Regions from separate parts of the Homo sapiens genome. Here region 2 is linked to region 1. A link is a loop called in an ENCODE intact Hi-C map of the cell type or tissue named here. Cell type or tissue: left ventricle myocardium inferior. All regions are shown on one strand. Links, peaks and the distances in the headings refer to the core of each region. The heading gives the core; the rest is flanking DNA. Region 1 has its middle 51 kb from the start of IL20RB-AS1. Region 2 has its middle 55 kb from the start of CLDN18.

What was found. Hi-C counts contacts between places; a loop is a spot of excess contacts. Peaks named below come from ENCODE experiments on the same cell type or tissue, not always from the same donor. Only the 100,000 strongest peaks of a DNase experiment are listed, where the experiment ranks them.
Region 2: it touches region 1 in a loop (4-fold over the local background); 43 of 110 quality-filtered maps call a loop at or near these places.

Annotation. Positions count from the first base shown.
Region 1 is chr3:137,030,500-137,035,881 of GRCh38, forward strand. No RefSeq gene overlaps it. Among named protein-coding and RNA genes, the nearest start is that of IL20RB-AS1, 51 kb to the left of the region's middle. RefSeq lists enhancers at 1,881-2,747, 2,230-2,299. In left ventricle myocardium inferior, for the core only: CTCF peaks have their summits at 2,106 (motif pointing right) and 2,314; a DNase peak (open chromatin) is centred at 2,112; H3K4me3 peaks cover 976 bases; H3K27me3 peaks cover 1,680 bases.
Region 2 is chr3:137,952,588-137,957,969 of GRCh38, forward strand. No RefSeq gene overlaps it. Among named protein-coding and RNA genes, the nearest start is that of CLDN18, 55 kb to the right of the region's middle. In left ventricle myocardium inferior, for the core only: no CTCF peak of the experiment used is centred there; no DNase peak of the experiment used is centred there; H3K27me3 peaks cover 674 bases.

The sequences.
Region 1 (5,382 bases), core at 220-5,219:
TACCCAAATAATTCCTTCTGAACACTACCATGACTCAGAGGGAACAGAAAAAAAAGATCCAGCCTCAGTGAGGCTGTGAGCCCATGTCACACCTGATCACATTCCCATCAAGGGAAACACCTGGCTCTGAGTGTCTCCTCCCTTATTTTGGGCCCAGGGTAGCAGAGTGGAGGACATGTGATTGGAGTCTCCACAAATTTCTACTGCTTCCTTCTTTCTCCATTAAAGTTATTAAGCTGGACTTTTCTTCCATTAAATTAAAAAAAAAGAAAGAAAGAAAGAAAGAAAGAAAGAAAAGACTTTCTGCTGCTTCTGGTCCTCAGGCAGCTTCAGATGATCACAAGACACTTGTTATTTAGGGCTCAGACACATGGCACAGCACACGGCAGGCACTTATTTCAGGATTTCCCAAGCACTGGAACCTGGCTCCATGACTGGGGCCCTGCTGACTCCAGTCTTCTAGAAGAGGCAATGATGGGGACAGGGTGACGAGTGTGGAGACAGCAGTGCCTCATCTCCTGGGACATACTCTACTTGCTGTTCTGTGGCACAGCTTTCACAGGCTATGATTGCAAGAAGAGGAGGGGAAATAAGGTGTTGTTAATCTCCCAACCTCTAATATTTTTTTTTTCTTGAGACAGGGTCTTGATATGTCAGGCTGCAGGCTGAAGTATAGTGGCACAATCACGGCCCTCTTCAGCCTTGACCTCCCAGCTCAGCCTCCAGGTAGCTGGGACTACAGGTGCGCGCCACCATGCCTGTCTAATTTTTAAATTTATTGTAGAGGTGGGATCTCACTATATTGCCCAGGCTGGTCTCAAACTCCTGGGCTCAAGCAATCCTTCCACCTTAGCCTTCCAAAGTGCTGGGATTACAGATGTGAGCCATTGCATCCATCCTTAACCTCTAATCTTTAGACTAATTAAATCCATTTCCAAAAAAATACATGTTTATTGTAAAAACAATGTAAGCAATATGGAAAGATGTAAAACCAAAAGCTTCTCCCTTCTTTCTCTTGGTCTTATGCCCTGGGTGTGAACTCTGTTAATATTTGGTTTGTGTCCTTCACATCCTCTGTCTCTCATAGCTGGGATAATATGTGAGGTTTCACCAGTTATGGTCCTCCCATCCCACACTCCCTTTTCTCTGGATTCCTCCTCCAACCACCATTTGGGGAAGTAGATGCAAGATATCCATTGGTTATGGAAGCTGTCACAGTGGAATCAGTGAAGAATATGCCAAATTCTTGAGTTTTAAGATAAAAGTTCTCAACCCAGATATAAGATAGAAAAAAAACTGAGCAAACTGTATATTGGCTCAATCAGTTTTTTTCCCCCTCTTCCCAACCCCAGATTAGATAAAGCTGAGTTGAGGGAAGAGGTGAAATGGGGAGGAAGTAATGAGAAAAGCAGTCATGGTCTCCAAGAAGGGATATCCCTGTGTCCTCCTCTGGCGATTAGATGTAAAGAAGTATTGGAGGGTATTATCGAATTCTCCAGATAGAGTTTGGGGACTCAGGTGCAGAAGTGTCAGCGACAAACTTCCACTTGGAGGTCTGGGGAGCAGACACCTCTCCCTGAGACTGAGATATGAGGTAGATCTCTAAGCCTAGGAGCCAGGGTAAGAAAAAGAACACTTGTTAATTAACTAAACTTACATATAAAATGCCTGAATTTACCCGGAAATGACCATGACTAATTTTCTGCCATTATGAGGATTGGAGATTCCAAATAAAGGTAAAACTGTATAATGGAACAATAAAAAAGTTATATTATGTACACCCTACACTGCTTGAAAAATTTGTGCATCTATATATTTTGTATATCTATGCTATCTATTCCTCTTTTCCTTTTCTTCATGACCTGGCTTTATCCTGAGATGGATGAAAGAGCTATGATTTCAATTTCTCCTTCTCTTTGCTAAGTTAATATATTTGAACACGAATTGTTGGTTTGTCTATCACCAAAGAGCTGGTGAAAACAAAAATTTGTTTCCCACTCCGTCCTCTTCCCGGATACTTGGAGACAGCAGCGTCAGTGGCATTGTTTGGCGTCTCTGAACGCGGCTTTGGCAGAGCCCTCCGGAGCCAGCTGTAGTTCCCGGAGACGCCACTAGGTGACAATGTAGGTCTTGGTTGGTCAACTGCAGGCTACGGTTGATTTGGTTGGGTCCCAGCGGAGCCTTAGCGTCCTCTCCGGCAAAATAACAAATGTCCGTCGTGCAGGGCACTTTCTTCGGGAAGGACTCCTGGGAGCTCAGGAGTTTGCATACGAAGCCGAGGGAGCGAGGGGCTTCTGATAATGATATTCAGCGTCGAACAGAGTCGCTCATATGCAGAGCCGGAGTCTCTCCCAGCTTTGATATATGAGATTATTATGGAGAGTAATGCAGGCCGAGTGATGCTTGCTCGGCAGGCTGTGGATGTGGATTCCTATGTGGATTGCGAGGCCGGGCGCAACAGGGATGTCGCTTCCTAGGGACAAAGAGGGGTGAGGGGAGAGACGGCCAGGAACCAAGGACTGTCATAGGAGTGCCAGGCATCTCTGTCTGTTCTCAGCAACAATGGATTGGTCCTTTTCCCGGAGGTACAAGGGAGGCCAGTGGATGGGTGGATTAGCATTTGTCCCGAGTCCTGTAGTGGAAGGCAGTGCTCCCCCAGGCAGAGCCAACCCTTGGTGAGATGGCCATAGGGCTGCTACTCTGGACCCCTTATATGGAGGAGCTCTTCACTCCAGGGCTTTACAAAGTTGACCAAAGAGGAAAGGAAGACTGGGCGGGCACCGGAATGAGATCTCAGTGGAGGGTCCTCTGTTGGCAGTTGGGGGTGGTGCTGGTAGACACCCTAGAGAGGGTTGTTAACAGAATAGCCTTTCCTGTCTTCCTAGAGGTTCTGCCAAACTCTCCCACTGCTCATTCTAGTTTAGACTGGAACGTTGTTTTGTTTTTGTTTTAAGATTTTTTTTTTTGAAACACACCGTCAGTTTGGAATAAAAATTCTATCCTCTTGGTTTAGTGTTTCTACTCACTTGCATGAGTCCCGACGAGCTTCTACTACCAGGGTCATGAGAATCGCCCCTCAAAGCACTGTTCTGCCATGACAGAGGATTTACCTCTGGGCACCAAGCTGTGATCACTGCCAGCGCATCCCTGTCAAAGTCTGGTCCTGGACAGATAGATGCTTGCCCTCTGCAGTGAGAATTCTCACGCTCTCATTAAAGTTATTGACTCAGTTGATTCTCACTTGCTCAGCTGTTACCCTCAGAACCAGGCACAGGCTCTAGCCAAGGGCCCTGCCAGGTCCAGTTCTTCCCTCACAAACCCTCAGGTCCCAGACCTCAGATATTTGGTTAGAGCTTGGGTCCACACCCTCAATTAGGCTTTCCTGCCCACAGACCTGTCTGCCCTGACAACTTTCTTGGCCCCAAGTCTGGATGTTAGACCCTTTGCTCCCAGAAGACTCCAGCTCCTACCGCAAACTGTCCAACCCTTTTCCAGGTTCTGCAGATGTAGGGGCCTCAGGCAGGAGCATGCCTTCACAGCACCACAAAATCCTGTTACACTCCTCCAGGGCATCAGCAATAAGGTATTAAACGCCTTATATCCCTGGGGGCCTTAACATCCTCTGCCACTATGTGTATATGTAAAAATAATATAGGCCAGGTGTGGTGGCTCATGCCTGTAATCCCAGCTCTTTGGGAGGCCAAGGCGGGAGGATTGCCTGAGGTCAGGAGTTTGAGACCAGCCTGGCCAACATGGCGAAAACCCATCTCTACTAAAAATACAGAAATTAGCCGGGCGTAATGGCACACACCTGTAGTCCCAGCTACTCGAGCGGCTGAGGCGGGAGAATCCCTTGAACCGGGGAGGTGGAGGTTGCAGTGAGCCCAGATCGTGCTACTGCACTCCAGCCTGGGTGACATAGCGAGACTCCATCTCTTAAAAAAAAAAAAAAAAGCCTTAATTTGCATAACTAATAAGGTTTCCCCAAGGACTCTAAGGTGACTTGCTATCCTTAGCCAATGGACTAAGAGGCAGCCAGTGTAATTTGATTTTGGACTCCTTTTGTATCTAGTTATTTTGATTTTTGACAATTAGCTCATTATCTTTGTATTTGCAGATGTTCAAAGTAAAATCTCTAAATATCGACTCTTATTGATTGTTATGGGCTCAGTAGGCAGTCATGTCTGTTTTTTGTTTTGAGACAGAGTCTCACTCTGTTGCCCAGGCTGGAGTGCAGTGGCATGATCTCAGCTCACTGCAACCTCTGCCTCCCAAGCTCAGGTGATTCTCTTGCCTCAGGCTTCTGAGTGGCTGGGATTACAGGCATGTGCCACCATGCCTGGCTAATTTTTGTATTTTTAGTAGAGATGGGGTTTCACCATGCTGGCCAGGCTGGTCTCAAACTCCTGACCTCAGGTGATCCTCCCACCTCAGTCTCCCAAAGTGCTGGGATTACAGGTGTGAGCCACTGCGCACGACCCATCGTGTTGGTTTTTGAATGAAGGAGTGTGGCGTTGCTGGCGTGAGTGCTCTGTAGAAGACTGATTGCCAGTGTGGAGGGATGGGAGGGTGGAGGGGCTGCATGGCCTGTGCTTATTCTCCCTCTGGCTCTCCGGCTCTATCTCCTCTCATTTTCTCACCCTCTCTCATTCCCTGGCCTCTCCTTCCTGAGCCTGAGCCCTCAGCCTGTTTCTGGGGTCTTGATGTTGGGTCCCTTGCCCTGCCCCGTGTTCTTTGCCGCTACAATCTATAATGAATGGTGCACTTAAAACAACGTTAGGGTAGGAGAGGCTTCTTTCTGGGTCTGGGGCAAAACGCAGGCCTGATGGCACTGTCTGTGTGATACCACTCAATGTGCCTCCAGGCTCTAGCAGCTGAGGGCAAGGAAGAGGGTGTGTGAGGGGGGCATCGGGTTCCTGATTTAACTATTTTGTGCCCATTGTCATGTAGAAGGCAACATACATATGATTCACTGATTGGCAGACAGGCAGTTGGGGGATGGGATCAGCAGAAGGCGGGGGGATTAGGGAAGGCTGGAAATACATGAATGATGGGCCAGAGAGAATTCTGGAGGTCTGGCTCAAGCTCTGGGAAATGGCCAAGACTCTTTCCTAGCGTTCAGTCCTGTCCAGGACCCATTAACTGACACCCCCTGTGAAGGGTCTGAAGTCCAGAAGTGGAAAACATGCCAGTCATTAGGGTGAAAGCACAGTGAAGCCAGGAGAGGGGCGCACAGCAAGGTGCGAGATCCAGGGGGATCTGAGAGCAGCACCCACCTGAGTCCTCCCTCAGCCTTAGTGCATGTGGTTTGAAACTGGAGCTGTCAGAGTGCACCCTCTTGAGGCACATGATGGTACAGAACCCAGCCAGCCCTGATGGAGG
Region 2 (5,382 bases), core at 93-5,092, 920 kb after region 1:
TAAATTTGTTTAAATTTCTTGTAGACTCTGGATATTAGACCTTTGTCAGATGGTCAGATTGCAAAAATTTTCTCCCTTTCGATAGGTTGCCTGTTCACTCTGATGATAGTTTCTTTTGCTGTGCAGAAGCTCTTTAGTTTAATTAGATCCCATTTGTCAATTTTTGCTTTGGTCAATTGCTTTTGGTGTTTTTGTTATGAGATCTGTGCCTGTGTCTATGTCCTGAATGGTATTGCCTAGATTTTCTTCTAGGGTTTCTATAGTTTTGGGTTTTACATTTAAATCTTTAGTCCATCTTGAGTTAATTTTTGTATAAGGTGTAAGGAAGTGGTCCAGTTTCAATTTTCTGCATATGGCTAGCCAAGTATCCCAGCAGCATTTAATTAATAGGGAATCCTTTCCCTATTGCTTGTTTTTGTCAGGTTTATCAAAGATCAGATTGTCGTAGATATGCCATCTTATTTCTCAGCTCTCTATTCTTCTGTTCCATTGGCCTATATGTCTGTTTTGGTACCAGTATCATGCTGTTTTTGTTACTGTAGCCTTGTAGTATAGTTTGAAGTCAGGTAGTATGATGCCTCCAGCTTTATTCTTTTTGCTTAGGATTGCCTTGGCTATATAGGCCATTTTTTGATTCCACATGATTTTTTAGATAGTTTTTTTTTAATTCTGTGAAGAATGTCAATGGTAGTTTAATGGGAATAGCATTGAATCTATACATTACTTTAAGCAGTATAGCCATTTTCACGATATTGATTCTTCCTATCCAGGAACATTGAATGTTTTTCCATTTGTTTGCATCCCATCTGATTTCCTTGCGCAGTGGTTTGTAGTTCTCCTTGAAAAGTTTCTTTACTTCCCTGTACTCCTAGGTATTTTATTCTCTTTGTAACGATTATGAATGGGAGTTCATTTATAATTTAGTTCTATGCTTGTCTGTTGTTGGTGTATAGGAATATAGGTGTATATCTTGTGATTTTCGCACATTGATTTTGTATCATTCGACTTTGTTGAAATTGCTTATCAGTTTAAGAAGCTTTGGGGCTGAGACGATGGGGCTTTCTAGATATAGGATTGTGTCATCTGCAAACAAAGACAATTGACTTCCTCTCTTCCTCTTTGAATACCCTTTATTTCTTTCTCTTTCCTGATTGCCCTGGCCAGAACTTCCAATACTATGTTGAATAGGAGTGGTGAGAGAGGGCATCCTTGTCTTGTGCCAGTTTTCAAGGGGAATGCTTCCAGCTGTTGCCCATTCAGTATGATGTTGCCTGTAGTTTGTCATAAATGGCTTATTATTTTGAGGTATGTTGCTTCAATATCTAGTTTACTGAGAGTTTTAAACCTGAACAGATGTTGAATTTTATTGAAGGCCTTTACTGCTTCTATTGAGATAATCATGTGGTTTTTGTCTTTAGTTCTGTTTCTGTGATGAATCATATTAATTGATGTGTATATGTTGAACCAATCTTGCATCCTGAGGATGAAGCCAGCTTGATCATGGTGGATAAGCTTTTTGATGTGCTGGTCGATTCAGTTTGCCAGTATTTTATTGGGGATTTTTGCATTGATATTAATCAGGGATATTGGCCAGAAGTTTTCTTTTTTTGTTGTATCTCCACCAGGTTTTGGTATCAGGATGATGCTGGCCTCATAAAATGAGTTAGGGAGGAGTCCCTCCTTTTCAATTGTTTGAATAGTTTCAGAATAAATCGTATCAGCTCCTCTTTGTATCTCTGGTAGAATTCAGCTATAAATCAATCTGGCCCTGGGCTTTTTTTTGGTAGGTAGGCTATTTATTACTGCCTCAATTTCAGAACTCATTATTGGTCTATTCAGGGATTCAACAACTTCTTGTTTCAGTCTTGGGAGAGTGTATACATCCAGGAATTTATTCATTTCTTCTAGATTTTCTAGATTATTTGCATAGAAGTGTTTATAGTATTCTATGATGGTTGTTTGTATTTCTGTGGGTCAGTGATGATATCCCCTTTATCATTTCTAATTGTGTTTATTTGATTCTTTTCTCTTTTCTTCTTTATTAGTCTAACTACTGGTCTATCTATTTTATTAATTTTTTTCAAAAAACCAGCCCCTGGATTCATTGATTTTTTGAAGGGTTTTCATGTCTTTATCTCCTTCAGTTCTGCTCTGATCTTGGTTATTTCTTGTCCTCTGCTAGCTTTGGGGTTTGTTTGCTCTTCATTCTATAGTTCTTTTAGTTATGATGTCAGGATGTCGATTTGAGATCTTTCTAGTTTTTTGATGTGGGCATTTAGTGCTATAAATTTCCCTCTTAACACTGCTTTAGCTGCATTCCAGATATTCTGATACATTGTCTCTTTGTTCTCATTAGTTTCAAAGAACTTCTTGACTTCTGCCTTAATTTTATTATTTCCCAGGAGTTATTCAGGAGCAGGTTGCTCAATTTCCATGTGGTTGTGCGGTTTTGAGTGAGTTTCTTAATTTTGAGTTCTAATTTGATTGTGCTGTAATCTGAGAGACTGTTTGTTATTATTTCAGTTCTTCTGCATTTTCTGAGGAGTGTTTTACTTCAATTATATGATCAATTTCAGACTAAGTGCCATGTGACACCAAGAAGAATGTATATTATGTTGTTTTTCTGTGGAAAGTTCTGTAGATATCTATCAGGTCCACTTGGTCCAGAGCTGAGTTCATGTCCTGTATATCTTTGTTAATTTTCTGTCTCAATGATCTGTCTAATATTGACAGTGGGGTGTTAAAGTCTCCTACTATTATTGTGTGGGAGTCTAAGTTTCTTTGTAAGTCTCTAAGAATTTGCTTTATGAATCTGGGTGCTCCTGTATTGTGTGCATATATATTTAGGATAGCTAAATGCCCCAATTAAAAGACACAGAATGGTAGGCTGGATAAAGAGTCAAGACCCATCAATGTGCTGTATTCAACAGACCCATCTCATGTGCAAAGATACACACAGGCTCAAAATAAAGGGATGGAGGAAAATTTAGCAAGCAAATGGAAAACAGAAAAAAGCAGAGGTTGCAGTCCTAGTCTCTGACAAAACAGACTTTAAACCAACAAAGATCAAAAAAGACAAAGAAAGACATTCCATAATGGTAAAGGGTTCAATTCAACAAGATGTTTAAGACTAATAGAAACAAAAAGGAGCACAACATAATAATAAAAGGCATATTCAAACAACATCCATATATAGAGGGGGAAAAAAAAGAGAGAAACAGAGACATAAAGAGAATAAGAGCTGCAAATATGCACCCAACGACATGGGCTCTGAGGCAGATTTTGTTTTCCAAACCAGTAAGATGCAGCAGCAGTAATACTAGGAAACTTCCAAGGGGCAAGGTCAGAAGAAACCTTACAACCTCTGCCTTGGTCTCTTGGAATTCTTCCCCTCCAGATACACCCTCTGGGGTGCTCCTTCAGAAGGCAGCTGCCACGTTGTGAGAAGGCCAAGACCTTGGTGAGGGGGGTGGCGTGTGGAGGTGCCCTGGACATCAGATTCAGCCTTTGAATCTCTCCAGGTAAGGTCCTAGACATGCAAGACATGCAAGTGAAGAAGTCTCCAGATGGTTCCAGTGTCCACCCACTAAGAACACCTCTAGCAATTTGCATCTTCCCAACTGAAGCCCCACACACGGTGGAGCAGAAAGAAACCATTTCTGCTGTTCTCTGCTCAAATTCTTGACTCAGAATCCATGAGCGTAACAAAAGTGGTGGTTGTGTTATGCCACACAGATATGCTACCTAGATAACCAGAACAGACTTAAGAAATAAAATGAAAACCAACTACATAGGCTCAATAAGCATAAAAAGTTATGAAATTGCAAACAAAGTTAAAGAATCTACAATCACACCTGGAAATGTTAACACAGCTCTATCAAAAACAATAGATCGAGCAAATTAAAATATTATAAGAATAAAGAAAAACAAAATTAGCAAGTTGATCTAATCAATATAAAGAAGGATTTTGAACCCACAAAATAAATAATACATATTTTTTCACAGATTTAAATGCAACATTTCCTTTAAAAATTTTTTTTAACTTGGCATTGACCTTATATTAGATAACAAAGGAAGTCTCAAGTAATTTCAAAATCAATGCAATGAATTGATTTAAATAAATGATTATTTATAATTTATATTGTATTTATATATAATATATTATATATAATTATATATTATATTATATAATATAATATATAATTATATATTATATATTATATAATTATATAATATAATATATAATTATATATTATATAATTGATATTATATAATTTGTATTATAATTTATATTGTATTTATATTATAATTTATTTATATTAAATAAATAAATAATGATTTTAATAAAATAAAATCAATGCAATGAAGATAATTTTTGATATAATACAATTAAATCAGAAATGAACAATCAGTTGATAACATTTAAAATATATAATATTAAAATATGTAAAGTGCGCATATATACAAATGCATCACTAAATTTATTGTTTAAAGAGGAAATTCAAGACGGAAATGAAAAAACTGTTTAGAACTAAACAACAATAAAAGTACTACCTGGAAAACTAGTAGGATACAGCTGAATTACTACTGAGAGGTTAATTTAAAACCTTAGATGTATTTTTTTAATTACAGGAAAATTCAAATATACACAAAAGTAGAGAAGGGAGTCTGATGAGCCTTTATGTACCTATCATCCAGCTTCAACCATTATCAGCATTTGATCATCCTGGAATATTTCGAAGCAAAATATATCATACATTTCATCTATAAATACTTTAGTATATATCTCTAAAAGATATGCATCTCTCTTTTTTAACCAAACAGCAATTCTATCATTGCAACTAAAACAACTAAAAATAATTCCTTTATAATTTTTATACAGTTTGTTTGAATCAGGATTCCAAACAAGCTCTGGTTATTGTATTTGGCTTGTATGTCTTTTACGTATCCTTCAATCTATAGATTTTACTCCCTTTTGTTTTTGTTTTTTTTCTCCTTGCTAATTATTTGTTGAAAAAGCCTGCTGTTCCTCATGTGGAATTTCCCACGGTCTGGATTTTACTGGTTCCATCCCCATGGGGTCATTTAACATGTTCCTTGGTTTCCAGTGCTTCCTATACACTGTTATTTAGATGCTGAAATCTGATTCAATAAAGTTTTAAATTTTTGGCTAGAATATTTCATAGGTGGTAGCGTGTACTTCCCAAGGCATCAAATCAGGAGGCTTTAGCAGACATTAAGGATTATTGCCTACCTTCGTATATTCGTTGAGGACTGCAAAGGGATGGCATCCTAAACATACCATTCTTTGTTTATTAACTAAACTTATTCTAAAGAGAGCTTTCCCTCAACTACTTAGTTACTCCTAGGAAAAGTTTATCT